Regions from separate parts of the Homo sapiens genome. Here all the other regions are linked to region 2. Evidence: chromatin loops called from intact Hi-C (ENCODE). Cell type or tissue: GM12878. All regions are shown on one strand. Region 1 has its middle 130 kb from the start of NRBF2. Region 2 has its middle 25 kb from the start of NRBF2. Region 3 has its middle 35 kb from the start of EGR2. Region 4 has its middle 210 kb from the start of ADO. Region 5 has its middle 49 kb from the start of NRBF2. Region 6 has its middle 180 kb from the start of ZNF365. Region 7 overlaps RTKN2 (rhotekin 2).

Evidence for each region. A loop is a pair of places that touch in the nucleus more often than their neighbours do. Peaks named below come from ENCODE experiments on the same cell type or tissue, not always from the same donor. Only the 100,000 strongest peaks of a DNase experiment are listed, where the experiment ranks them.
Region 1: a loop joins it to region 2, with 4 times the contacts of the local background. A loop is called at or near these places in 42 of 110 quality-filtered maps.
Region 3: it touches region 2 in a loop (2.8-fold over the local background); 2 of 110 quality-filtered maps call a loop at or near these places.
Region 4: a loop joins it to region 2, with 8 times the contacts of the local background. A loop is called at or near these places in 81 of 110 quality-filtered maps.
Region 5: a loop joins it to region 2, with 6 times the contacts of the local background. A loop is called at or near these places in 32 of 110 quality-filtered maps.
Region 6: it touches region 2 in a loop (6-fold over the local background); 9 of 110 quality-filtered maps call a loop at or near these places.
Region 7: it touches region 2 in a loop (4-fold over the local background); 11 of 110 quality-filtered maps call a loop at or near these places.

The regions. Positions count from the first base shown.
Region 1 is chr10:63,002,131-63,006,130 of GRCh38, reverse strand. No RefSeq gene overlaps it. Among named protein-coding and RNA genes, the nearest start is that of NRBF2, 130 kb to the left of the region's middle. In GM12878, a CTCF peak has its summit at 1,882 (motif pointing left); a DNase peak (open chromatin) is centred at 680.
Region 2 is chr10:63,156,711-63,160,710 of GRCh38, reverse strand. No RefSeq gene overlaps it. Among named protein-coding and RNA genes, the nearest start is that of NRBF2, 25 kb to the right of the region's middle. RefSeq lists enhancers at 2,444-2,493, 2,574-2,623. In GM12878, a CTCF peak has its summit at 2,395 (motif pointing right); a DNase peak (open chromatin) is centred at 2,410; H3K27ac peaks cover 716 bases.
Region 3 is chr10:62,849,808-62,853,807 of GRCh38, reverse strand. No RefSeq gene overlaps it. Among named protein-coding and RNA genes, the nearest start is that of EGR2, 35 kb to the right of the region's middle. In GM12878, a CTCF peak has its summit at 2,182; DNase peaks (open chromatin) are centred at 617 and 1,467; H3K4me3 peaks cover 1,084 bases; H3K27ac peaks cover 1,592 bases.
Region 4 is chr10:62,591,742-62,595,741 of GRCh38, reverse strand. No RefSeq gene overlaps it. Among named protein-coding and RNA genes, the nearest start is that of ADO, 210 kb to the left of the region's middle. In GM12878, a CTCF peak has its summit at 1,538 (motif pointing left); a DNase peak (open chromatin) is centred at 1,513.
Region 5 is chr10:63,082,548-63,086,547 of GRCh38, reverse strand. No RefSeq gene overlaps it. Among named protein-coding and RNA genes, the nearest start is that of NRBF2, 49 kb to the left of the region's middle. In GM12878, a CTCF peak has its summit at 2,459; a DNase peak (open chromatin) is centred at 2,427.
Region 6 is chr10:62,552,749-62,556,748 of GRCh38, reverse strand. No RefSeq gene overlaps it. Among named protein-coding and RNA genes, the nearest start is that of ZNF365, 180 kb to the right of the region's middle. In GM12878, a CTCF peak has its summit at 1,938 (motif pointing left); no DNase peak of the experiment used is centred here.
Region 7 is chr10:62,262,675-62,266,674 of GRCh38, reverse strand. RTKN2 (rhotekin 2) reads left to right here. Exons shown (of 12, transcript NM_145307.4): 2 at 3,854-4,000. The region is part of intron 1 of LINC02621 (long intergenic non-protein coding RNA 2621); the gene reads right to left. Among named protein-coding and RNA genes, the nearest start is that of RTKN2, 4.2 kb to the left of the region's middle. RefSeq lists an enhancer at 1,550-2,051. In GM12878, a CTCF peak has its summit at 1,720 (motif pointing left); no DNase peak of the experiment used is centred here.

The sequences.
Region 1 (4,000 bases), 150 kb after region 2:
ATACAGTATATAACCTTTTCAGATTGACTTCTTTTGCTTAGTGATATGCATCTAAGGTTACTTCATGTTTTTTCATGGCTTGATAGCTCATTTCTCTTCAGCACTAAATAATATCCCACTGTCTGGATGTACCACAGTTTATTAACCATTCACCTGCTGAAGGCCATCTTAGATTCTTCCAACTTTTGGCAGGGCTAGGTATTTTAAGCAGATATGCTAGGACTTGTGAAGAGGATGAGAACAAGGTCCTTTTGGAAACTTGTACTTGGTATACAGAGTAGAGGGAAGTTTTATGCACAGTAACAGAGAAGGCTCATCCATCATCCAGGGGATCAATCCCAAACCATGTTGTGGGTCCTGTCACTTTTCCACCATTATAATGTGTCATCTTGTAGAGCTTGCTTAGAAACAGATATAGGAAAATCTTATTTCATATAATTCACAAGCTTATTTGGTTAATTTTTAACCTTACTTAAAAACAAAAATCTTCCTTTAGGATGATTTTAAGTTATGGGTTATGTTACAAAAATTAAGTGAAGGGAAATAGTAACTGGTGGGTTTGAGTAGTTTGGCCTACTTATGACTCAAAGAATTGTTTCGTTTTGGTTTTTGGTGAGAGCTCCATTGCATATTTTGGACAGAAGCCCAACTTTGGAGGTTGTTGTTGTTGGTGGTGGTGGTAGTAATCTATCCAATTTAGCTGAATGCTGGTGAGCCACCCTCCATTTCGAAATAAACTAAATAATAAGTGAGTCACTCTGAGAACATAGTCTACAGCCTCATTAACAGGAAAACAATTACTGTTCCCGTTCAATACTTTATGAACTAAGTGGAGTTTACATGACAGATGTAGTTATGCCTTTAGCATGCTTGTGATCAATCTGATCAATATTTCACTTAAATAATCTACAGGCACCTTAGTTTTTTTTCCTTGACAGACTTTATCTCTTAATTTAACAAACATTGTTTGATCTTGTGATAGTCTCTCTTAAACACACTTGAGTTATTCATGAGCTCTTTCAGTAACTGTGTCCCTAAGAAAGTCAGTTGTTTACAGCTTGGCGAAGTAGTATTTTATTTCCATTTGCAAAGGCACTTTGAAAAGTATAAGGTGTGATGTAAATGCCGACTATTATTATTCTATAATTTTTTGCTCCTTCTCCCCTTTTTTTCCAGGACAATGAAATAATTCAATATGGGGATCTCTGTTTTATACTGTTGAACTATTAAGAAATCATCTCATGAACATAGAGATGTTCATATGATTTGACTCAATAATCCCATACCTAAGGATAGTTACTAAATAAATAAATCCACAGAAATAAGTCTCTTTGCCGTTCACTGCTTGGTCGTAATGGTGCTATTTACAATAACGGGAGACTCAACTCAACTTGTAAGCTAACAAAGTAGAAATTCCAAACATTTAACATGATGGAAATGCTTTAATAACCAAATGCAGGAGAAAATACTATGTTGGCATGGTTTTGACGGTTGGCACAGAAAGTTGGAAAGAAGCTTATGATAGATTGTATGAAAGAGCAGAATATGAATTGAGCCATGTACACAATCATATAGAATGGATAAGCCTATGGGAAAAATTACGACATTAGAATATGGGAGAAGGGAATTGGAAGACGGAATTTATTGTACTATTCTTTACTGAAATGTTTCTTAATATTGATGTAATATCTTGTCAATGATTTTAAAATTAAAGCCTTGTAGGTCCTTAATCTAAAGAGTGCCCACAAAATTTCATACTTGTGGCAACCTTTAAAAGAAACTATTTGCTATGGGGTGACCAAAGGCATCATCACATTCAGAGCATATTTATTAGACATCATTCGTTTGTGGAGGAGGATTATTAATACTTGCCCTCTAGTGGCTTAAAGTTGTAAACAAACAATTTTGGCTTAGTTTTTGGTTGCTATTGCTAATGGCCCTGTTTGTGAGGATAAAACTGATATGGTTTGGATCTGTGTCCCCGCCAAATTGCATGTCGAATTGTAGTCCCCAGTGTTGGAGGTAGGGCCTAGTGGGAGGTGATTGGATCATGGAGGTGGATTTCTCATGAATGACTTAGCACCACCCTTTGGTACTGTTTTCAGTAGTGAGTGAGTTCTCAGGAGATCTCGTCATTTAAAAGTGTGTGGCACCTCCCACTCCTTTCTTTTGCTGCTCCAGCCCTATCTGTTCCCTCCTGGCCTTCCACCATGATTGTAATTTTCCCGAGGCTTTCCCAGAAGGTAAACAGATGCCAACATCATGCTTTCTGTACAGCCTGCAGAACTGTGAGCCAATTAAACCTTGTCTCTTTATAAACTACGCAGTCTCAGGTGTTTCTTTTCTTTTTTTTTTTTTTTTGAGACTGAGTCTTGCTCTGTAGCCCAGGCTGGAGTGCAGTGGTGTGATCTCGGCTCACTGCAACCTTCGCCTCCCAGGTTCAAGCGATTGTCCTGCCTCAGCCTCCCGAGTAGCTGGGGTTACAGGCGCCTGCCACCACACACGGCTGATTTTTGTATTTTTAGTAGAGACAGGGTTTCACCATGTTGGTCAGGCTGGTCTCAAACTCCTGACCTCAGGTGATTCACCAGCCTCGGCCTCTCAAAGTTCTGGGATTACAGGCGTGAGCCACCACGCCCAGCCTAGGTACTTCTTTATAGCAATGTGAGAACAGACTAATATAAAACCTTGCTGTAAAATGAAAACTCACATGGGTATGTCCAAAAAGCACCATATGGTCAGTGTCTCCTATCCTAAACCTGCCCGTTGTAGCTTTTTTGCCCACATTTCTGAGGGCAGAGCAGCATAGACATTGGGAACCTGGCCTCTGCAATGAAAAGAACTGGCTACGTGAACTGAGGTTCTGCCGCACACCCACCTGCTTGGTGACCTTGGGCACATTCTATCACTTTGCTTTCCTCATTTACTAAAAGGGGTAATAATAATGCTACCATGCTACATGGCATGTAAAGTGCTATTATCATTACTACTTTTCCACCACTGATTCTAAGGCTCTAGTGCTGATCTTGGTGCTGGGGATGAGCAGAGAAATATAAGATGTATAGGCTTTTAATGGGATTTTCAACTGCTTAAAGAGATAAGATCTATTTCCATGCAATGATTGTGAAAATACATAGTAAATGCTAAAGGAGTAATAAAATTATATATTATTGCTTCTAAGGTAGTATTTTTCACATTTTATGTCTGTATTATTGGGATGCATCTAATAAGTGATAATGATTTACTATTTGGCAGCCTAATTGGCAGCATCTTTTCATTTTTAGTGGTATATAAAATAATGTTACATCTTAAACTGATTCAGTGCAATGTGGTAGTTAGTACATATGTTAGTACATATGTTACATTTAAAAAATATTTATCAAGGACCAGGTAAAGGATAAAATGAGTTATAAGCATTATCAAAAATAATCCTCAGAGTAAGTTCTGTGAATTTGGGAAATGGGAAAACCATGGGAGAAATTATCAATGAATTTTAAGGCAGTGAGGTTATAAAGGATTCCTAAGGTCTGACTTGAACTAAGCTGCACAATAAGGAGAGCCAATTTGGATAAGCTGAAAGAAGAGGGGTAGGGATGCCGGGAATATTTGCTGTCAGTGAGTTGTGCTCGGGTTATTCATTCCTTAGTAGAATCTCTCCCATCCTTACTGAATTTTTTTTAAAGGGAAGACTTGGGACAGCTTTTCTTTAGTCTGATATCTTCTCTCATCTATTTTGCTTTTTTTTTTTGAGACAGAGTCTTACTCTGGAGCGCAGTGGTGAGATCTCAGCTCACCTTCACCTCCTGGGTTCAAGCAATTCTCCCAACTCAGTCTCCCAAGTAGGTAAGCTGGGAGAATCAGGCTGCTACGGGGGCACACCACCACGTCTGGCTAACTTTTGTATTTTTTGGTAGAGACGGGGTTTACCATGTATGTTGGCCAGGCTGGTCTCAACTCCTGACCTCAAGTGATCCACCCGCCTCGGCCTCCCAAAGTGTTG
Region 2 (4,000 bases):
CCACATACAGATTTATCATCACAGAACCATGGACAAGCAATGTAAGTCTGTATCGCTCCATTTTGAATCGTGAGCCTATTTATCGTTGCCAGCCTTTCAATAAATGAGGCTACCTTTCAAAAATCCAACCAATACCTCAAGTACTGTATTCAACCAAATTTAAAGACCAAGACAAGTGCCCTTCTGGAATTTACCACAATGCCCAAAGTGTGGGTATTTCAAATAAATGAAAATTACCTAAGGATGAAAACTGGTCTATGACCCTCTTGCCCCATTTAACATCTTGCTGCCTCCATAGAGGTTTATTTAGTTTTAACACTGAAACCAAAGGATTTTGTGGCAATGTTTAACTTTTTTTTTCTTTTCCAGTCACCAGCTTAATGGCATGTTTAATATCCTTCTGTTTCTTCTGTTAACATCTGGCCTTCCCTGAACAGCCATCTCCTCCTAAGAATAGGGAAATATCTGATATCAGTCCCTCCAAAAAGATCTATTAGTGGCAATGAAGACCCTGGGACTTAATAACACTCTGAATAGCAAGACTTTTCTTTAGGGAATTTCCATGGAGGAAGCCTAGGGCTAATCGTTGTTTGGTTCTTCTAATCAACCAAATCAAGAGTCCCTCTCTCAGATGACAAACTCCCTTTCCTCTTTCTGGAAACTACCTTTGGGCATCACTTACTTAGGAGGCTTTGGTCCCTCAGCCCTATCCCACTCCCTAATTAACCTGTCTCCTTTGTCTTCCTGTACATCCTGGAATCTGTGTTTAGCAACTTTAAAGACATTCTCATTTGTATTCTTGATTCCTTCACCGTTTATCCTTCTGTCATATCTGGACTACCCCTCCCACTTTTTTTCTAATGTAGTGTGCCCACATTAGAGAAACAGACTAAGAACGCAAAAACTAAACTCGCCTTCACTTGGATTCTTTCGGCCCTAACTCTGAGGGCCTATTCCAAATATTTTCCATTCCTCAAGTCTGGAACCTGATCCTGGCCCCTTCACCTTTAGGAAATAAAAAGCTAATCCACTTGAGCCTCCCTCAAATTTCATCTCATATTGTCCTACTATGATATGATTCTGACCAAGATTACTCACCTCCCTTAATTCCATGCCTTTGTTCCTGCTGTTCTAGAAATACAGCCAGGCGCAGTGGCTCACGCTTGTAATTCCAGCACTTTGGGAGGCTGAAGCGGGTGGATCACGAGGTCAGGAGTTCGAGACCAGCCTGGCCAACATAGTGAAATCCCGCCTCTCCTAAAAATACAAAAATTAGCTGGGTGTGGTGGCGCATGCCTGTAGTCCCAGCTACTTGGGAGGCTGAGGCAGGAGAATCGCTTGAACCCGGCAGGCGGAGGTTGTGGTGAGCTGAGATTGTACCACTGCACTCCAGCCTGGGCAACAGAGCTAGACTCCGTCTAAAAAAAGAAAAAAAAAAGAAATACCTAGAAAGTCATTTCCCCATTCTTTGATCCCAGATACTTTCCTGAAGGTGAAAAGTATACCAGCTACTTTGTATTTTTAGTAGCATAAGGCAAGATGTTTATAAACTGCTCTTACTATGAGACATTTACTAGCATCCAACTAAGGACTTTTTTTTTTTTTTTTTTTGAGACAGTGTCTCACTCTGTCGCCCAGGCTGGTGTGCAGTGGTGTGATGTCAGCTCACTGCAACCTCCGCTTCCCAGGCTGAAGCGATTCTCCTGCCTCAGCCTCCTGAGTAGCTGGGATTACAGGTGCCCACCACTACTGCCTGGCTAATTTTTGTATTTCTAGTAGAGATGGGGTTTCACCATGTTGGCCAGGCTGGTTTTGAACTCCTGACCTCAAATGATCCACCCGCCTCGGCCTCCCAAAGTGCTGGGATTACAGGTGTAAGCCACTGCGTCCAGACTTGGTTAACTCTTTGTGGCCCACCACACCTCCTTCCCAGGTCCTGAGCAAACATCAAGTTGATTCTTTTCTAAAGAAATTGGTATTGTTTCAGGCCTGCTTTGGCTGCCAAATTCTCCAGATCAGTAAACCCTTCTCCCAAGCTAGACGAAGTCTTGCTAATGATAGCTTTCAACCTAACCTCCAGGCACTTCCAGGCCCATTGAGGGTCAACCTTCTTGAGATTAAACCCAGGCAGCAAAACCTGAAAGGTCTTATCAGACAGGAAACTAGTATGCAAGACTACAGTCCCTGCCTGCACTAACCTGGCCCAGGCTTCTTAAAGACTCTTTTTGAATTGGTTTTCCATATCTGTTCCAGACAGGAAGTCAAGTAAGACCCCAACAGATTCATTTTTCCATGTCAGTCATTGGCAGGGCCTAGCCTTGAGTCTGGACACCATAATACCCTTCCTGGCTAATGGACCCAACAAGAACCAGAAGTTTCTTACTGTCCACCAGATGGCAGTGTTGGTTAGCAGTAGCTGGTAAAAGGACAAGATTGCACCTGGGAAACAACAAATAATCTGAGGATGCCCTTTACTTTTTTAAACAGTCACGCCATCCACTCCCAGAGATCTTTGATTAGGCTACACTGGGATTATGACACAATATAATGATACTAAAATTAAACACTTTTAATCTTCACATAACCTATGATCTAGAATGAATCAATAAATAATAGCTACTATTAGTTTACACCCTGACTCTTCAAATAGGTTATAAACACCCTGTGGCAGGCTGCCTCACACAAGCATCCATCTTAGTCATTTTCAAACAAGATTCTAACCACAACTGCTCACAAATGAAGGGTTATCATTAAAAATGGACATGAAGTTTTTTTCTGTTGAGTGTAAAGACAAACTCAAGTCTCACCAGATGGTCTCTGAATAAAGAAAAACCAGGCCAGTCGTGGTAGCTCACGCCTGTAATCCCAGCACTTTTGGAGGTTGAGGCAGGAGGATCACTTCAGGCCAGGAGTTCAAGACCAGCCTGGGCAACATAGTGAAATTCCGTCTCTACAAAAAATTAAAAAATCAGGTGTGGTGGCACACCTGTAGTCCTTGGTACTTGGGAGGCTGAGGTAGGAAGATCCCTTGAGCCCGGGAGGATCAAGGCTGCAGTGAACCATGATTGATCCACTGTACTTCAGCCTGGGCAACAGTGAGACCATCTCAAAAAATAAAATGATCTTAAAAAAAAAAATGAAAAAGCAACACTTTTTTTCTCTCCACTCTCAGTACTTCACTTCCAGCACCGGATGTGAGCTTTTTTTTTTTTTTTCCCACACATCAATTCTCTGGTAGGTGATCTTGCAAAATTAACTCAACTCTGACTCTACCTACCTGGAGGTTATGGGCTCAGTCCCACAAGACTACCCTTAATTCAGACCCAACCACAAATCCCCGGTTCAACCTGGTATTCTGACCAACCAGTTGCAAATCAGAGGTTCCCACAACACTCCCCACTGCTGCCTCACACTTTTGGATTCAATCCTTTGCTAGAATGGCTTAGGGAAACATCTTATTTACATTTAACCATTTATTATGAAAGTACTTATCAGAACAGCTAGATGGGAGACAGACATGGGGCAGGGACACGGGGCTTCTGTGTCCTCTCAGGGCACACCAGCTCCACATGTTCCGTAACACGGACGCTCTCAGGATCCTGTAGTTCAGGGATTTTTATGGAGACTTAATCATATGGGCATAATCAATTGTAACTCAATCTGCAGCCTCTCTCCCCTTCCAAAGGATGGGGCATGGGGCTGAAAGTTTTAAGCTTCTAATCATGCTGGTCTCTCTTGTGTCCAATCCCTATCCAGGGGCCCACTGAGAGTCATCACATTAGAACAAAAGTTCCTACCAGCCAGGAAATTACAGACTTGGGAGCTCTGTGCCAGGAACCAGAGACAAACAGCAAAATATTTATTTCTTCTTATAAATCACAATATCCTAGTCTCCAATGCCTCCTTGGGAAGCAGAAAGTAGCAGAGGTACAGTGGTACCTCTAACAGAGCTCATCTTTTAGAGAGAAATGGCTAGGCTAATAGAGTCATGTGCCATATA
Region 3 (4,000 bases), 310 kb after region 2:
TTTACTTACTAGTTTCCATTGAATATGTCATCTGTTTCTTATCTGGGCCCTAACCATACACATTCGAATCCAAGTCTTCTGACTACTGTCCAATGCTGTTTCTATTCCGTTCCCAAATTCAAAGGCTGCTTTAGAAATACAAAGGACTCTGAAAAGTTCTGAAGATCAAATGTACAGCAGGGTGACTATAGTTAATAACGCTGTATTATAGACTTGAAATTTGCTAAGTGAACCGATCTTAAGTGTTCTCCACAAACACACACAAGGATGACTATGTGAAGTGACGGATGTGTTAATTAGCTTGATTGTGGTGACTGTTTCACAACGTACATCAAAACGTCACATGCACAGCTTAAATTTATACAGTTTTTTGGTCAATTATACCTCAATAAAGCTGTAAAATATAAAGATCTATATTTGACAAAAAAGAAGGAAATATACATGACTCTAAGTGCTCTGATTATGTGGAAATATTTTAAAATACTTTGATGAAGTACTAGAAACAGAATCTAAAACTATGGGTAATGAGGCCACAGAGAGGGGAAAGACTGACTCTAGGGAGGTTCTGCAGGAAATCTTGCAAAGGTGAAATTTGACTGAGGCAAAATGTGGAACTGTCTAGAGGGGCAGGAGGGCACTGTGGTTCCTGTGTGGTCAGAGGAACTGAGGTTGCTGCTTTCAATCCTGCAAGAGCTGAAGTCAACCCACCCTGGGTGTGATTTTATGAGATATGTGTTTTTTATCCAGCACAGCCCCTAGGTATAAGCCAAATACTTTGTGCTCAACTAAAGAAGCAGTGCATTTTCCCAACACTGGATAGGAAAGCTGGTTGCATTTGTCTCAGAGAGGGGGCCCCTGCTGGTCTCCAGCATGGTGTCTAGTTGAGATATTGCCAAGAATCAACCTGACCAGGCAGAGTTTTCACCTTAAATCCTGACTTCACTGGAATATCATCTCTACATACTGGTGTTTCATCTTAATTCATTCCCACTTGCTTCCTTTTCCTCATGAAAATGGAATATCAGGCCGGGTGCGGTGTCTCACGCCTGTAATCCCAGCATTTTGGGAGGCCAAGGCAGGTGGATCACCTGAGGTCAGGAGTTTGAGACCAACCTGGCCAACACGGCAAAACCCCATCTCTACTAAAAATACAAAAATTTGCCGGGCACAGTGGTGGACACCTGTAATCCCAGCTACTCAGGAGGCTGAGGCAGGAGAAGCACTTGAACCCAGGAGATGGAGGTTGCAGTGAGCCAAGATCGTGTCACTGCACTGCAGCGCCTGGGTGACAGAGCTAGACTCTGTCTCAAAAAAAAAAAAAAAAAAAAAAAAGGAATAGCAGTAAAGTCATGAGGTAGAATGTAAAGCGAAGTTTCTTGAATAGAGCTGTGCCTCAGAACTGAAAATAACTTTGTTCTAGTCTCATCTCTGTCACTGACTTCATGGGACCTCATGCAAGTGTCTGGGACTCAGGTTCCTCTGAGTAAAATGAAAACTCAGATTAGAATGGCATTTGAGGTCATTTCTGCCTTTCAATTGCTATGATCCCCTAAATAATCAGACTAAATGACAACCTCTTCTCTCTTGAGCTCTCTGCCTATTTGGAGAAACAATTCATGTACTCAGGGTCCCTTCCTCCTGGGTCTTGGAATATGTTTCATAGAGAAAGTGATGAGGTTCTGGTACCCCTAACATTCCTGGACTCAGCAACTGGTGTCTAGACCCGAAGACCTCATGTTCCTGGAGCCCATCCTCTGGCCACTGTCTTCCTGAAGACATGTCATATAGGAAACACAAGGCAGGAGACAGATCTCACAACTTGATTGTTCTGTTGGTAGGACCAAAAGAATCATTTGGAGTTTGACTGCATTATCCAAATCACTTTTCCATTCTACTTGACTCCATCTGTCAACATATGCAAAAAAAAAAAAAAGTCAGTCCAACAATTTTCCTTTTTGATCTGTCCAAGGTCAAATAATCATTCTGGCTGACTTCTTTCCTTGTTGACCAGTTGTTTCAATCCTCCATGGACTCACTCTACAGAAAGCTCAATTTCAATGGTTTCTTTCTGCATAAGCCACTTAAATCAAGTGGCTTTGATTTCTTTTCTGCCTGGCAAACTCTGCCTCCTAACTTTAAAACACAGTTCAAACAGCACCTCCTATGGGAAGCACTTGTCGATGCGCCTTCCTTGGGTAGAATTCATGTTCTTGTCCTCTGTGCTTCCCAGGCACTCTGCACCCATCTCTTTCCTGGCATCTGTTGCCCTGTCATAGAGTTATTTGTATCTGCTAGAGGGGGAGCTTCTGTAGGTCAGAGACCTGGTGTTTGTGTATCTCTGCCTGGAATAGCAACCTCTTAGTGAGGACTTCTTAAGAAAGGAGGAAGGGAAGGGGCAGAGGGAGAGAAGGAAGAAGGGAGGAATTTTCTGTTTGCCAAATGCTTGCAACGTTCTCTCCTTATGCATATTCTGAGGGTGAATGACATACTTCATCGACAATGTAAGGGTGTCTTTGACAGTGAAGTAATAATAAACTACCAGCTGTGGCCTAGTACCACTGAATGGTTTGTTTCTCTTGCTCTGCCATACCTGACTCCCCTATGGCTTGAGTTTGGGGGGAAAAATGCAACAATGACCTTTACATCATCAGATACCCCTAAGGGATGGGTTTTGTTGTTGTTGTTGTTTTTAGTTGGTTGGTTAGTTGGTTTTTCTGAGAGAACCAGTCTCTACACTTCCCCAGAGAATAAAGGCATAAAAGAATTGCTGCAGTTGGAATTGCTTCTTCCCTAGGACAAAGGGAGTTGTCTAAAGTCTCAGCCTTGCCTTGGCAAGAACAATCTGGTCAAAGAATTAGATGCCATGAGATTAACCAGGAAGTGATGCAGCCAGGAAAATCTGGGTGTTATCTCTACCGAAAGTCTGTCCCCAAATAGCCTGGTAGTCAACAAGTTTCCTGTCCTGTGTGTTAAAAAGCTATTTCCTCATTTGATCTTTCAGGATCTCAAAAGCCCCTAAAAGTTCTGGTTTTCTTTTTTGTCATAGCTAAGGTCACCCCAGACTATCCCTTGAACAGTCAAAACTTGGAAAAGGTCGACTCCATATTTGTTTTTACTTTATGATACTAAGCAATCTATTTGGCTAAGTGTTTTTTCGTTTTGTTTTGTTTTGTTTTTTGAGACAGAGTCTTGCTCTGTTGCTGAGGCTGGAGTGCAGTGGCGCAATCTCAGCTCACTGCCACCTCCGCTCCCCCAGGTTCAAGTGATTCTCCTGCCTCAGCCTCCCAAGTAGATGGGATTACAGGCATGCACCACCACACCTGGCTAATTTTTGTATTTTTAGTAGAGACAGGGTTTCACCATGTTGGCCAGGCTGGTCCCGAACTCCTGACCTCAAGTGATCCACCTGCTTCAGCCTCCCAAAGTGCTGGGATTACAGGCATGAGCCAACATGCCCGACCATTTGGCTAAACTTTTCACCAGTGTGACTACACTGGTGGCATTGATAATCTTGGGGTCACTGCCCACAACATGAGATGCATTTATTTATTATAAAGTGTTCTGATAAAATATTGGAGTTACTAGTCCTAGAAATCTGTCATTGCATCTAGATTTCTACACAGCATAGCAATAAGGCCATGAGAGATGTTAGTGTGCTTTTAATCACTGTTGGGTAAACTTGAGCTTCGTCATTTTAACCTAGGGAAGATAAACATCTAGTTCCTATAAGATATTATTAGTTCATTCAAAAATATCTATGAAGCACCTACTATGTGCTAGCCACCATTCTCGGTGCATGGGGGTACATCAGTGAAGAAAACAAACATCTTTGCCTTCATGGAGCGTACATTCTATGTCAGCGGTCCCCGACATTTTTGGCACGAGGGACCGGTTTTGTGGAAGACAATTTTTCCACAGATGGGGGCTGGGGATGGTGGTTTTGGGATGAAACTGTTCCACCTTCAGATCATCAGGCATCAGATTCTCCTAAGGAGCGTGC
Region 4 (4,000 bases), 560 kb after region 2:
GTGGGCCACCGCTGTGTTGCACAGCTCCAAAATGCACCATTCACGTCCTAATCTATGGAATTGTGCAGAGGCATGGGGCTGTTCCCAGTGGCCCTACTCACAATACTTCTCCTGGATTTTCCTACTGACATGGTTAAAGTAGAATGTACTTTTAGGTCAAAGTCACCACCAGGAGGTACAAAATCCCATCATTAGTCCTGTGTCCCTTTCTTAAAATGCTCTCAACCTTATGAAAATGTGAGCATACCTCAACGGGATGGCAGATTTTAATCTGCCATTAGTCGTTTTCATTTTAGTAAAGTGAAGAAGCAAGGCACTGATGGGAGTGAGAGTGGGTAAGGGAAACAGGTCACTGAGTACTGGAGGAGAAGGAGTGGAGGATGTGTGGCTGGAAGGCTCCAAAGACAAATTTCAGCCACTTCATGGTTTGAGCTGGAACTGACCTTTCTCAAGCTGGTATGAATCTAGTTCACTGTATGCAGAACTGTATAATTTTCCCAAGACTTCGTGTTCTACAACTTGGCATCAATCATCTTTGTGGCTAAATCTAGGCCTTTGTGGAATCTTCAGAAGACACATATAATGAGACCCTCAAAGCTAAGGACCTTCTCTATGAGTACTCCCTGGACAGCACTTGAACATGATCAGACAGGAATACTGATGGTGCTTGAAGTCATCTACGGGCACTCAGAATTTCTCAAGGAGTTTACAGTGCAAGATCAAGCAGTCCACACAGATTCTGAGAGAAACCAATAAGCAAATAGTCGTGTACCAAAAGAGTGGTATTGAATCAGAGGATGAAAGAGCAAGGTGAGAGAAATCAGAAAGATTATCTTAGAACTCAAGCCACGGAGGGTTAGCAATCCACAGGCCAAATTTGACCTACTGTCAGTTTTTGAAAATTTTATTGGCACACGGCCACACCAACCATTTACATATTGTCAGTGGCTCTCTGTCAGTAGTTGTAACAGAGGCTGTGTGACTTGCTAAGACTGAAATATTTACTATTAGTTCTTGACAGAATGAATTGACCCTTGGAAAATCTTAACCTCTGTGTGTGCCAATATTCCTACCTTGCTTCCTCATAAGGCATTGCCTCTTGAATTTTCAACTAAGTCATCCCAAAACATTAGGATGGAGCATTCAGACCACACTGCCTCAAGCTTTCCATTTGAGGACCGCTTCCTAGAGGGGCAGCAGCATTCATTCCATCAGTCCACAGACCCAGAGCATCAGCCGAGAGCCAGGCACCCTGCTAGGTAGTGGGAATAGGCAGATGAGTACGGCACACTCAGCTCCCAGCTGGGAAGTACTGAATTAAACTGTAGGTCTGTGTCACTGGTAACCACAGAGGCTATACAAGGCCATGCAAAGCAGTTCCCTGCGGCCTAGTCTTTCTTTCTCTGCTTTCTTTCTCTCTCCCTTGTTTTAAAAAAATCTCTCTCCCTCTCTTGCCTCCTCTTCCTCCTTGACTCTCTCCTGGCCTCCTTTCCTTTCTTTCTTCCTCCCTCTTGCCCACATCTCAGCCTGCCAGTGCCACCCAGTGGCTCTGACAGGCATTACTCAGACTTGCTGACTGCCCTCTAGGTTGGAAATGACCATGGGGAAGTCAGTAAGTGCCTATAATTAGGGATTCCAAAGCAATTAGACAGGTCTAGTGAATCTTTGCAATCCTCTGAATGCTCAAAGCATTAATATTAGCTTTTTAAGTCATTTATACCTAGGTATAAATGAAGGAACCCAGGAGAGGCTTTGTTAAGGGGAAAGAGATCAGGGAGGCCCTAATGATTAATGTTAAAGAGGTTACTGCATGTTGGCCTGGTGCGATGTTTCACGTCTGTAATCCCAGCCCTTTGGTAGGCCAAAGCAGATGGATCACTTGAGCCCAGGAGTTCGAGACCAGCCTGAGCAACATGGCAAAAATCAGTCTCTACAAAAAACACAAAAATGAGCTGGGTGTGGTGGTGCATGCCTGTAGTCCCAGCTACTCAGAGGGCTGAGGTGAGAGAGTTGCTTGAGCCAGAGGGGTGCAGGCTGCAGTAAGCTGTGATGGCACCACTGCACTCCAGCCTGGGTGACGGAGTGGTAAGACTCTGTCTCAAAAAAAAAAAAAAAAAAAAAAAAAAAAAAAAAAAAAAGGTTACTGCATACTGTTCTGAGCAAAAATTTCATTTGGTATAGCTGACAATACAGTATTATACACATAAAAGTTTGTTAAGAGGATAGATCACTTGCTAAGTGTTCTTACCTCAATAAAAAATAGGTAAATAAATATAAAATTGCATTTGAATTGGTTCAGGGGTGTTATTTAGATAGTATATGATATGGATGTAAAAAAATGTGAAATGACAGATTTATGACTGTAACCAGTTTATTGGTCCATCTTAATTCTTATAATGGATTAACATAAAATGATAGTATTTTTTCTGATCACCATAATTAATTGTGGTCTCTTTAATTCCATTTCCTGTCCTCTAATAACACCTTAGGTGAATCTAGTGGAGTCAAGGGAATGGCCTCTCACATAGATGCTGCCCCTACAAGGCTTTGGTAGCAAAACCCTCAGATTATTGCAGGGCTGAGCTCAGACCCTTGTTGATTCTCTCTCCCTTTCCTACAACTCTTCCCATAAGGAACAGACTGCAGGGGTCGGGTGTGTGTGTGTGAGTGTAGTTGATAACAGAAGGGCTGTTTCCAGGGATATTTAATAACTGGAGGGGATGTGTCTGGTTCCAAATTTAAGCCACTGTCTTTAGAAGGAGGGGTACTGAGCACTTGCTGTTTGGGACAATTCTGTGAGAACAGGAAAAAGTTCCACTCATCTAATCATAGCCTTGGCGCAAACAGTCTTGCACTGTGCACAGATGAATGCTCATTAGTGTGAGGGCGGCTGTGGCACCAGGATGCTGCCTTTCCATGTCATCCCAGCATCCAACTCATGGATACTGGTCATTATAAAGTGATGCTTAAACTGTGACTATGATTTTCTCACCTACCAAGTGATTTTCTCCCCTAAGAATCTGGGTCTCAGAATTCTAGTATTTCAATAGCCACCAAACTTGTGCAGAGTCTAATGGAGGTTCTGGATGGCACTGTATATTAGTCCGCTCTCACACTGCTATGAAGAAATACCTGAGACTGGGTAATTTATAAAGGAAAGAGGTTTAATTGACTCACAGTTCCGCAGGGCTGAGGAGGTCTCAGAAAGCTTACAATCATGGCAGAAGGGGAAGCAAACACATCCTTCTTCGCTTGGTGGCAGGAAGGAGAAGAATGAGAGAAGTACCGAGTGAAGGTGGGGGAAAGCCCCTTATAAATCCATCAGATCTCATGAGAACTCACTCACTATCATGAGAACAGCATGAGGGTAACCGCCCCCATGGTTCAATTACCTCCCATCGGGTCCCTCCCATGGCACATGGGGATTATGGGAACTACAATTCAAGATGAGATTTGGGTGGGGGCACAGCCAAACAATATCACACGGCTCTTTTAAGTGTGAGAAAGCAGGAGAAGGGGCCACTGTCTGTCCATTATCATCACTGGTAGGATTAACCTCACTTCTGGGCCAAAAAGTAGTTATTTGAACTACAGTGATATTTGAAAGACTTCTTTGTCCTAAACCATCTCTCCCACTTAGGTCCCCCAAGGCTTAAAATTTCACCATGAGAAATTAACTCTTTTGGGTAAAGCCTTGTCCTCTCCTTCATGACTTCTCTTAAAATAAAAATACCCTAGAGAGTTTTCCCCATGAAGTCACTAACCACCAAGGGCTACAACTTCTGAGATGAAGGCAAAGTAATAATAGGCCTAGTGCTTCAGAGCCTTCTTTGAAACTATTATATTAGTACCTTGCATTTAAAAGTTTAACTGTTTACAGTTAATAAACTATTTAAGTTAAATTAACAGTTAAATTTAAGATGTTTAACTGTTAAAAGTTAGAATTACCAATGTAATTGTCTATCATGAATGCTACATTTTAAACACTTAAAATCTTGTA
Region 5 (4,000 bases), 74 kb after region 2:
CACAAAAAGCAAGAGAAAGAAGGTGTGTGTGTGTGTTGTTTGTTTATGTATAAAATAAAGAATACATTAAAAAAACTAATAAGACTGGTTGTTTCTGAGTCAGGAAACTGGTTGCTAAGGGACAGAAGTGGGAGGAAAACTTTTTATAGCCGTATCTTCTTCTTCCAAAAATTTGAACTCATGTGGGTCTATTATGTATTTAAAAATTAAAACAATTAAAATAGAGAAAATCCCTTGGACTACTAAAAATAAAAAAAACAGCATTTGTTATCTTAGATGCCCTAGATGTGCGGGATACTTCTTTTTTTTCTTTGAGACAGAGTCTTGCTCTGTCACCCAGGCTGCAGTGCAGTGGTGTGAACTCAGCTCACTGCAACTTCCCTGTCCTGGGTTCAAGCGATTCTTCTGCCTCAGGCTCTGGAGTAGCTGGGATTACAGGCATTCGCCACCATGCCTGGCTAATTTTGTATTTTTAGTAAAGATGGGGTTTCACCATGTTGGTGAGGCTGGTCTTGAACTCCTGACCTCAGGCGATCCACCCACCTTGGCCTCCCAAAGTGCTGGGATTACAGGCGTGAGCCACTGCGCCCAGCCCTACTTCTTAAGAGAGAAAAAAAATTACCCCAGCTTATATCTTTTGAATTAGGCCTTTGTTTTTTCCACTTTTTATGAGTCTCCTGGATTTCTGCTTTCTTACTAAATATCACAGTAATAGTGACTTGCTTTCAGTTTAATTCAAAATCTTTTAACATCATATGAACTTAATTAACCATCTAAAAAGATTCCATTGTGCTTATTTTTACATGGATTTAAATGAATTTTGCTACTCAAGCCCCAGACTGAAACATGTTATGTATGGAAATCATAATTATTCATATCATTTAATACTGCCCATTTCATGTAGGTGTTCAATAAAGATTGAGCAATAATGCCATCCCCATGTATATTAGCAAATGTTCCTTTTAACCTTGGTGAAACTATTTTATTTTTTGGAGAGAAGGTCTCTTTCTGTTGCCTAGACTGGAGTGCAATGGCACAATCATGGCTCACTGCAGGCTCAACCTCCCAAACCCAAGCAATCCTCCCACTTCAGCCTCTCGAGTAGCTAGAACTACAGGCGCACACCACCACGCCCAGTAAATTTATTTTTGCAGAGGTGGGGTCACACTATGTTGCCTAGGCTGGTCCCGAACTCCTAGCTTCAAGTGATCCTCCCACCTTGGCCTCCCAAAGTGCTGGAATTACAGACGTGAGCCACTGCACCCAGCCAGAAACTAACCAGTCTTATACATTGTTTTCCTCCTTGAAAAAGAAGTTGAAAATTGCCAAATGCACATTTTCCCCTGTTCCATGTCCAGCCACACCCTGTCTGGACATAAAAATGTAACCTCAGATTCGAGTTTGTCATTGGTAAGTACTTCCAGACACTGGGAAGCAACTTCTTTCTGTTCTCTGATCCCTACCCCGACAAAAGAGATGAAAACTTTTAAGCTAAAGTTTTCAAATAGTTCTTATAAAGAAAGCTCAAATATTTTAAATCAATAATTGGTCAATAAAGCAGATGTTCCTGAAGTAATACTCTTTATACATACATGGTCTGATCCCTCTGTAACATAGGAAAAGGGAATTTTCTCATAAAGTAGTATGATACTCCACAGGAGGGCCCTGGTTAAATTCCATTATCAAGGATGGCTAGACACAGCTTGCATTCTTGTTGTAATAAATATTGCTTAAAATATTTAAACTTCTTTCTGGGCCATGGAATTTAGTGTTAAAAATAGTCATTCTTGTGAGAGTTGTAGCTGTGTTTTAAATGATTGTTACATTTGCTGTCATTGCATATTTCTGTTCACCCAGATTGTAAAATTTAGGTTCCTAAAGCAGGAACAAAACACTCTTTCGCACCAGCCTGCTATTAATTGGAAAGAAGACTGGGAGGTTCATGGGCCAAAGGGGACAAGATGAGTCATCTCTCCTTTCTACCAAAGGGTAGACCATAACTGGGGCTTTTGGAAAGTCAAAGGAGAGTTTTTAATGACCTAGAAATAACTTTTTAAAATTTCCACAATCATGGGTGCAAATAGGACTGAGCAACAGGAAAGCAAATAAGGAACTAGGACAGAGCAAAGATTTTCCTGGCATCTTTGACCACTGTCAATCACAATATAGGTTTTCAATGATGTTCTTTTTTAGCCAGTGAGACACACATTCTTATCTATAGCAACAGGACTATCACAGAACATGCTCTTATGGAACTAATGTAGCACATTGTGAAAATTACTCTGGCATGTGCCAAGAATCTGATTTTCCAGTTTTTGGCACTAAAGGCCTGATTCCCCACTCCGCTCCCCTCCTCCCACAGGGTGTCCTGAGCAAATGCTCTTTAAACACAACGACAGTAATAGGAGCTGTTGAACATTTGCTGTCCTGTTTTTGTGTAGTTTCTAAATACGTCCTCTAGGTGTCTTCAGTGACCAGCATTCGTGGATATTTTCGAGTACTTCTGCCAGCTGGCCGAGTGTGGGTTCAGTTTGTAAGAACAAGTTCTGCAATCACTTCTATAGAGCATTTTGATAAATTAGAATGAAGTATTTTGGGTAATAAGTACTTCTAAGTATTTAATAAACTTTTCACATTCATTTTAGGTAAAATACTGATTTTCTATTTCTGCAATGTTGACTACTCAGAAAACTTTCTCCTAATACAAATGGTTTAGGTTAAATTGTTTTTAAAAATGCCACTGGGGCTAAAGAAAGCACATTTTTCCCCCATTGTTCTGTATTATTATTATTATCATTAGTTGTTAGTATTTTGACACAGAGTTTCGCTCTTGTTGCCCAGGCTGGAGTGCAATGGCGCGATCTCCGCTCACTGCAACCTCCGCCCCTGGGTTCAAACAATTCTCCTGCCTCAGCCTCCCGAGTAGCTGGGATGACCGGCGCCCGCCACCACGCCCGGCTAATTTTTTGTATTTGTAGTAGAGACAAGGTTTCACCATGTTTGCCAGGGTGGTCTCAAACCCTTGACCTCGTGATCCACCCGCCTCGGCCTCCCAAAGAGCTAGGATTACAGGCATGAGCCACTGTGCCCAGCCTATTATTTAAAAAAATATATATATATTTCAATAGGTTTTTTGGGAACAGGTGGTGTTTGGTTACATGAATAAGTTCTTTAGTGGAGATTTCTGAGATTTTGGTGCAACTATCACCTGAGCAGTGTACACTGTACCCAGTGTGTATTCTTTTTTTTTGTTTGTTTTTTGAGATGGAGTTTCGCTCTTGTTGCCCAAGCTGGAGTGCAATGGCCCGATCTCTGCTCACTGCAACCTCTGCCTCCCGGGTTCAAGCGATTCTCCTACTTCAGCCTCCTGAGTGGATGGGATTACAGGCATGCACCACCACACCCGGCTAATTTTGTATTTTTAGTAGAGACAGGGTTTCTCCATGTGGATCAGGCTGGTCTCGAACTCCCGACCTCAGGTAATCTACCCGCCTCGGTCTTTCAAAGTGCTGGGATTACAGGTGTGAGCCACCACACCCAGCCCAATGTGTAGTGTTTTATACCTCACCCCACTCCCACCCTTTCCCCCAAGTCCCCAAAGTCCATTGTATCATTCTTTGTGTCCTCAGAACTTAGCTCCTATTTATGAGTGAGAACATACGATGTTTGGTTTTCCATTCCTGAGTTACTTCACTTAGAATAATGGTCTCCAATTCCATCCAGATTGCTTTGAATGGCATTATTTTGTTCCTTTTTATAGCTGAGTAGTATTCCATGGTATATATATATACACCATATTTTCTTTATCCACTTGTTGACTGATGGACATTTGGGCTGGTTCCATATTTTTGCAATTGCGAATTGTGCTGCTATAAACATGCGTGTGTAAGTATCTTTTTTGTGTAATTACTTATTTTCCTTTTGGTAGATATCCAGTAGTGGGCTTGCTGGATCAAATGGTAATTCTACTTTTAGTTCTTTAAGGAATCTCCACACTGTT
Region 6 (4,000 bases), 600 kb after region 2:
AAGGAAATTCTGCATTTTTCGTAGGAGATGTTGGAAAGAGAAGCTCTCTTCCCATTTGACTGGAAGCTAGGAGGGTATAATCCTGGATCTGGGGGAGGCCTTGGATGGGGAACGTAGGTTTGTGAGCGGAGCCAAGGCAGAGGAAATCAGAGAGGAGATGAAGAGTTCTCAGGCCCTGAAGGCTGTTTGAGCCCATGTAGCCAATTTTGCAGGTCTTTCTGTTTCGTGAACTTTTGAGCTTAAGCCAGTTTGAATTGGGTTTCCATTCTGTCTGCTCTTTTTTGGTCTCTCATTTTTTGGTAACAGCTTGCCATTGTGGCTGATTTCCTCTGTAGATTTCCTCTCCTTATTTCATTATGTTAACGTTATTTTCTTGGTGTCTCTTTTTGTTTTCTGTTATAGAGTATGGATAGCAAGAAGGTGTTATGAGAGTGACTGTGCCCAGAGTAGGGTCTCTTGTTAGACCATTGGCCAGGAAACTGTCCTTGGGTTTTGGGGTTTTCAGGAGTGCGGAGGACCATACAGAAGGCAGGAAGGGAGCAGGTTCCTTTGTCCAAAGATATTAGTATGCACAACTTCAGTGGAGGAGTTCAGCATCTATGTTAACACACATTATGCAGCCTGCCAATATGGTATCCAGCGTAAGATATGCCATTGATGATAAATTGGAAAAATAGAAGAGTAGAGCGTGCTTAGAAAGAAAGGAAGATGGTAGAAGCATTTAGCAATTTTAGGGGGCAAGAATACCAGATTACATCAACAGTTCCTAGAACAACAAAAATAACAACAACCACAACAACAAATATCTATATCTATATATAATTAGAATTTATTATGTAAGCTAAATTAAATTTAACATATTATGTTTAAGAAAGCACAATATGCACAATATTTTTCAGTACTATTTTTATCCACTCTAATCCTGCAAAACTTTTTAAAGATTTGGCATAAAAAGAAATAAAATGTCACTTTTTTTTTGAGATGGAGTTTCGCTCTTGTTGCTCAGGCTGGAGTGCGATGGCGCAGTCTCAGCTCACTGCATCCTCCTCCTCCTGAGTTCAAGCGATTCTCCTGCCTCAGCCTCCTGAGTAGCTGGGATTACAGGCATGCACCATCACGCCTGGCTAATTTTTTATTTTTAGTAGAGATGGGGTTTCTCCATATTGGTCAGGCTGGTCTCAAACTCCCGACCTCAGGTGATCCACCTGCCTCAGCCTCCAAAAGTGCTGGGATTATAGGCGTGAGCCACTGTGCCCTGCGGGAAAATTTGCTTATATGCAACACCTCTTTCTCTGATAATGCCTAATAAATGAAAGATTACTGTATTGGATATGGTCCTGCCGAAAGGTAAGTTCTTCAAAAAGTCCCTCTGTGTGTTCTAAAGGTTCCAAGGAAAGTATTTCTCATATTTTGAAAGTAAATGCCATATCTAAAATGCAGATGCAGGACAAAAAGTAAAGCCCCTGGGTCACCAATACCATGGGATCAAATGCTAATGGCTAGAGTTCAGGGCAATAGTGGGATGTCCAGTACTGGTTGCCCAAGACTATGTCTTTCCTCTCTCAGCCAAAGAGCCCCTTTCCCATCTGAGTCTTATTAAGCAGTGTCCCCAAAGTCCAAACCCCAGGAAAGTGGGCCTCTGCGACATATCAAGAGAGATAGAGAGAGCAAGAGAGAAGGACATCTCACATCCTTCGACAGCTGGGTAAACGGCTGTCTATAGGGTCATAAAGGCCCTATTTAAAAACAAGGAAATGAAGAAGGGGCTAGCTCAGGCCCGCACAGAGAAAAAAGCTGAAGATGAGACTCAGAAATTCCCGGCTTGTGCAAATAGACCTGCTGCCTTTCATCAGGTCTTACTGCCAACCAGATGGTGACAGATTGAGGCTTTTAAAACACTCCAAGACAGATGGCATGCCAATCAGCACCACCTAGTGGAAGAGAAGGATTAATCCACTCCCAACATCTCAACACTCTTGCAGGATTGTTGATTCACTCAACAAAAGACTTGTGAGAGCTGGGTCTTCATTAGGTGCCCCACGAGACAGACTGGAAAGTTACAGGGAATAGAAATGGATACGCCAAGAGCTGAAATATTCTGGCCTATGGAATGTTCCAGAGATGTGGGGAGGGAGAACTGAAATGGTTTAACATCATCAACTATCGCTGGGACTTAAATTTATAAAATTAGGAGGCATATATTCTAAAGGATTTAGGGAAAGTGTGTTTTACATTTTAAGGTAGAAGTCATATTTAAAATGCAATCTCATGAGAAGAAAAGGAGAGAAGGTGGAGAGGTTGCCAGGGATTCCCTGGGTTTGGCTCTGCCCATTTTCCTCCATCCAGTGGCCATTTGTATTCAGCCAGTAAAAGGGAGGCCAGGAGAATGTGTTGATGAACAAGTGTTCAGTGTGTGTGGGAGCTAATATAGCAACTTCCTGCTGAAAATTGTGCCCCAACCTTTAACACAGAACCAAAAAACCTGTGATTCCTGCCTATACCTCTCTTAATTGCAGTAGGCAGATTGGAAAAAAAAATTATAACTGGAATAATTACAAACTACTCCTTTGTCCCACATACTGTTAAGATGGACTGATTTGACATATGCTTTTGAACTCCCAAGAACATATGTACAATTAAGACTTTTAGGGGCAAATGAGTGGAACCCCAACCTCTGACCAGGCCAGGAAGGAAGAGCTTATTGGAAGGTTTATAGGCATGTTTTATCTGATTAAAGAAATAGTTGAATAATCAAACTGTGAAAGTGGAAGAGGTGCCTTTGGATTTCAGGAACAATGGGAACCAGGGATTTGAACAGTACCTGGGTTTTTTGCCTCCTTGTCTCTGGTGTCTCTATGGGTCAGTATCGTTTTTTCTCCCAGTGAACCAGCCTTTCATTTGTGGTAGGAGGCGTGACCACTGATACTGTCCAAATCTCTCCTTTCACAGCCCCTGCCACCTGAAAGAGTCTGGCCCTCTTTCCTCAGCCCTGATTTTTTAAATTCCATGGATGGGCTGATTGGCCTGGCTGAGAGGCTCATGGGATGCCTTGCTAATAATGTTGCAGATGTCCTACAGAATATGAAACAATGGTACATTGGAGACACCACCTCAACCTCCTATCAGACCTCACACCAGCCAAATGAGGAATCTTACTTCATTTAAGGGTTCTATCCTAAACACCTTCTACAGACCCTTGACCACCCAGAATTCAGCAGGAATGGGTAACTTGCCAAGGATCACTGAAAGTGCCTGCATGGAACAAAGATAAGATGCTGAAGGTCCAGTCCACACCCGTATTCACAATGGAGCACAAGATAGTTCTAAACATAAGAATGTTGGCCTAGAACTGAACAGCATCTTCATGTTCCATGTTTGTTGGGCTAAAAAGGCAGAAAGTATTTCAACCTGGGCTTTTTCTACCAGGAGAGTAGTAGAGGAAATGGAATTATACCTATGCCCAGGTTCCTCGGGTGGTGAGAGGGGATATGTTTGGAAGGATGTCACAAGATTGGGTTTGAGAACAGCAAACCTAGGATTTCCTGTGGCTGTATGTCCTTCCATTAGTCATGTCTCATCCACAGCACATTACTACTTTGAGCTTTTGTCCATTTTGCCTGGAAATTGGATGAAATTTCCCCTTTGCCTTAAACTGTAAGTCTGGACACTTTTGCAACCAAATTAAGTCCAACTTGGGTCAAACAGTTCTTGACAGTGATAACGAGTGGAAACAATAGATTCAGTCTTCAAATGGTTGAATTAGTGTGTTCTTGTCCTAGTTTTCAGGTAATGTAGGTAACTGGCCCTGAAAATCAATCTAATATAAGATAGCATTCTAAATTGTGAGTATGATTTGTTAGAGTATAAAAGACTCTGGGACCATGTCAATTTTCTCCTTTTTATTTAATTCAGATGAGGATTTCTTAGTCAGTAATTGCAGTGAACCCAGAAGAAGGGGTGATGGTGAGAGGAGGCGAGATAAATTAAGGAATAATGCATA
Region 7 (4,000 bases), 890 kb after region 2:
TCCCCTACTTTTCTTACAAATGTTTAAGCTTTTGGCATCTTAATAAAAATAAAATTCAAAAAGTAATACTATCTCATTGCAGAAAAGTCAACATATACAGAAACATGAATTTAAGAATTCGGTCTCCAGTTCCATTCCCCAGAATGGCCGCTGTTAACAATTTCCAGACTTTTTTCTGTACATAAACAATTCTTAAAATCCACACAGTTTCTTTTAGCAAAATGAGAACGTACTGTATTTACTCTTTTCTTCTTCACCTTGGTCTTTGTTAACATGGCTTAACTATATCCATTAGGTGAATCATAGTTTCTGTCTTGATTACTGCGGTTGTCTTACCGGGAGTTCAACTTCAGGTTTTTTTAGTCAGTTTTTAATACCAACAATAAAGCCATTTTCTTTGCACTTCCTTCATGCTAGGCTAGCTCTTAAAACCTAGTAGGTTTCTGTTTCCTACTTAACCTAAATTTCTGTTTTTAAGGTATGCTCCTATTTCATTCATAGCCTTGTCCATATATTTTTATCAGCCTGACTTTAACTACTTATAGCGTCAGGACAGTGACACAGGCTTCTGTTTGACTTGATTAGAGGCAAGCCCTTACTCAGAAAATTGGAAAAGAAATAAGAGTATGATGGCCTTACCTCATTCTCTGCTGTTCCTGGAGACTGGCATTCAAACAATCCTAAAAGGAATGGTTACAGAGAGACCAGCTTTTGTCTTTGGTCCTAATCAGCCTTGACTCTACCTGGCCAAGCCATTATGGCTGAGGGAGCGACACTGATGATTTTCCATTCCCTACTCATCTTCTTTGAGGTTAATAAACATCACTATTGAATGCCCAATCGGTACCCTTATTACATGATCATTATTCTTGCTGGGGATAGCACTAGACATGAACCCTTACCCCTGATGCATTGTATACCCTTAGTAACTAAAGACAACTCTAAAGAGTTTTGGTTCCATAAACCCTTCCTTGCTAGAGCTAGCACTGCTTAACCAGAGAGGCTTTTTCTGCATGTAAAATGTAGATGTGTACTAAAAGAAGTTGCATGGGAAATACAAAACTGGCTAAAACAGTAGCCTTAAGAAAAAAAAAAAAACCAACAGCTCAGAATACATTGAAAACCATATGTACACTTAACAATTCATCCTGCTTATGTTAGCCTTCTGGGATCCACTTAACTGACATTTGCCTGAGACCTGCCTCAGCGAGGGAGGTAAGATTATAGTTTACTGTGTATGTTAATTTGGCTGGATTATGGGTCAGTAAACTATTTCTATAAAGGGGCAAACAGTAAGTATTTTCAGCTTTGCAGGCCACTCAGTCTCTGTTGAAGTTGCTCAACTCTGCCCTTGTAGCTTAAAGGAGCCATAGACAATATGAATGAGTGTGTCTGTGCTCCAGTGTAACTTTATTTACAAAACCAGGTCCCAGCCAGGCCATAGTTTTCTGACCCTTGCTCTAAAGGAAAAAATCTTAATAGTAGTATCTGTTAGATACACCTCATTTCCTTAATAAATAGTACTTTAATCTTACATCATCTTCAAACTTTTTACACGTACATTTTTTTTTTAATCCTGACTTTACATTTTCTTTCTCTACTATTTCCCAAGCTTCTATAGTTTTATGGAGTCTTCATTATAAGTGATGGTGAGAAGATACTCTTCATTTATGTGATAGAAACACAAACTGATTCCTTAATGTGGCTGTAGCCACCTGCTGGTTCTTTAAGGTTGTTGCAAGTTTCAAGATTGCTGTGGAATTTCAAATAGTCCAGCTGTGCTTCTCTACCCTAGCTGACCATTGAATCACCAGAGGAACTGTAAAAAAAAAAAAAAATGCTCAAGCCCCACCTCCAGAGAGCCTGATTGGTTTGGGGTAGGTCACAGGTTTAGGTACTTCTATAAGGCCCTTCCTCTCTGCCTCAGATGATTCTAATATGCAGCCAGCTTTGAGAACCACTGTGCTAGTTCAACTGCCTGTTTCATTGTATCATTTAAAACTAAAGTTGAATTTAGTGGCACCAGATGGTATTTGTTTATATTTGAGTTGTGGGGTAAAGCTATTCATCCCAGCTTTAGGTTGCTCCCTATGTGCACTCCCCAATATAGTCAGTCTGCCAGAGTTTATTTCTATAGACATATGGGTCACATAGATAATTCTTATAATTAATTGCTAATTACATTGAAGAAGAATTTACTTTGGGGCTAGTAAGTCATAAAAAGATGAAATGGAGTTGTTGAAATTCAGTCATGTGTAATGAAGGAAAACCAGCAAATGACTACATTTATATAGTACACCAGTTTTGAGTTACAACACTATATGAGAAGGTTTTTATGTGGTGATTACATGATGTAATTACAGAAGGTAATTAAACAGCTGTTTTCTGTGTGTAAATAGTACAGTTGATTGATTTGGATAGTCAAGTTAAATCATCTACTGTAGTTTGTCTTTTGGGGTAGTCTTCAAAAACTATTAGCTCTCCTAACTTTCATCTTTTCTTTTTGAAAAGGTTGTATAGACCTTTTGGTATTAGATTTCATTTACATTTTTAAATTTACATTTTGATCCATTCAGAAGGTAAATTATAGTCTTTATTTTTTTGCCATAGAAACTAGGATGGTCACTTTATGTTTTAGAAATAGACATACCAGAAACATTACATGTTTGTGATATAATAAAGAGTACCTTTGATTTATAATTTTTATAAAGTCATTGTGAATTAAATCAGAACTGTACATTCAGTTTGTAGAATTTTAATGTTGCGTGTGAAACTTATATGTAGAATCAGGCCATTAAAAGATAATTATATGGAATAAAAGACTTTCAGCAATAAAATACTTAGTAGTTTCATGGTGAACCCTAAAACTAAAATAAATGGTATGTCCAGAATTGTATTCTAAAGCTCTGTTCCAGATAGCTAAGGCTTCTGACATTTTCAGTGTACAGCGCTTTCACTCTCTTGCTTCTGAGATTGTATTTACACTGCCTACTGTTACAAATAGCCTGTTTCCTCCCTGCTACTAAACCTTGGCTCCTTTACTCAGTATCTGCTTTTTTCAGAATGTTTTTCTTGGTTAATTCACTGTCATCAACCACACTGCCATCTCTTAATACAATGTATATAATATATATGTGTGATATATTGTTCACATTAGTTATTGTATGTTTTCTAAGGCTGCTATAACAAATGACCAAGACTGAGTGGCTGAAAACAAGAGAAATTTATTCTCAAACTTATGGAGGCCAGACGTCTGAAATCAAGGAATTGGCAGGGTCATGCTCCTCTGCAGGCCCTAGGAAAGAATTCCTTTCTTGCCTTTTCCAGCTTCTGATTGTTGCCATCAATCCTTGGTATTTTTTTGGCTTATAGACATATTAGTCTCTGTCTTCACATGTCATTCTCTCTGTATGTGACTGTGTCTTCATGGGACCTTTCTTTAAGGACACTAGTCATTAGATTTAGGACCCACTCTAATCCAGTATGTTCTCATTTTACCTAATTACATCTGCAAAACCCTGTATCCAAATAAGGCTACATTCTGAGGTTCTGGATGGACATAAATTTTGGAGGGATGCTATTAAACTTCGTATAGTTATAAGAACACATAATGTTTCTCACCTTTGTTTATGTTCGTTTATTCCGTTTCTTTAGATTGTAAAGACTTCCTAATGAAGCAAGAAGTTTAGAATTGCAAAGAGCATTTTAAAATAGCTATTTTTACACTACATATATTAAAACTTTGTTGCTTTCTCAATATGGTATACAATTATGATACCTATTTTCGATCTATTATGGGTTAAGATGTAATTTTGGGTTTTTGCTATATTTTCAAGATGCATTTTTTTTTTAGGACTGCAACATTCAAGAAAAAATAGACTTAGAAATTCGAATGCGAGAAGGAATATGGAAACTCCTTTCTCTGAGCACTCAGAAAGATCAAGTTTTACATGCAGTTAAGAATCTCATGGTGTGCAATGCTCGACTAATGGCCTATACA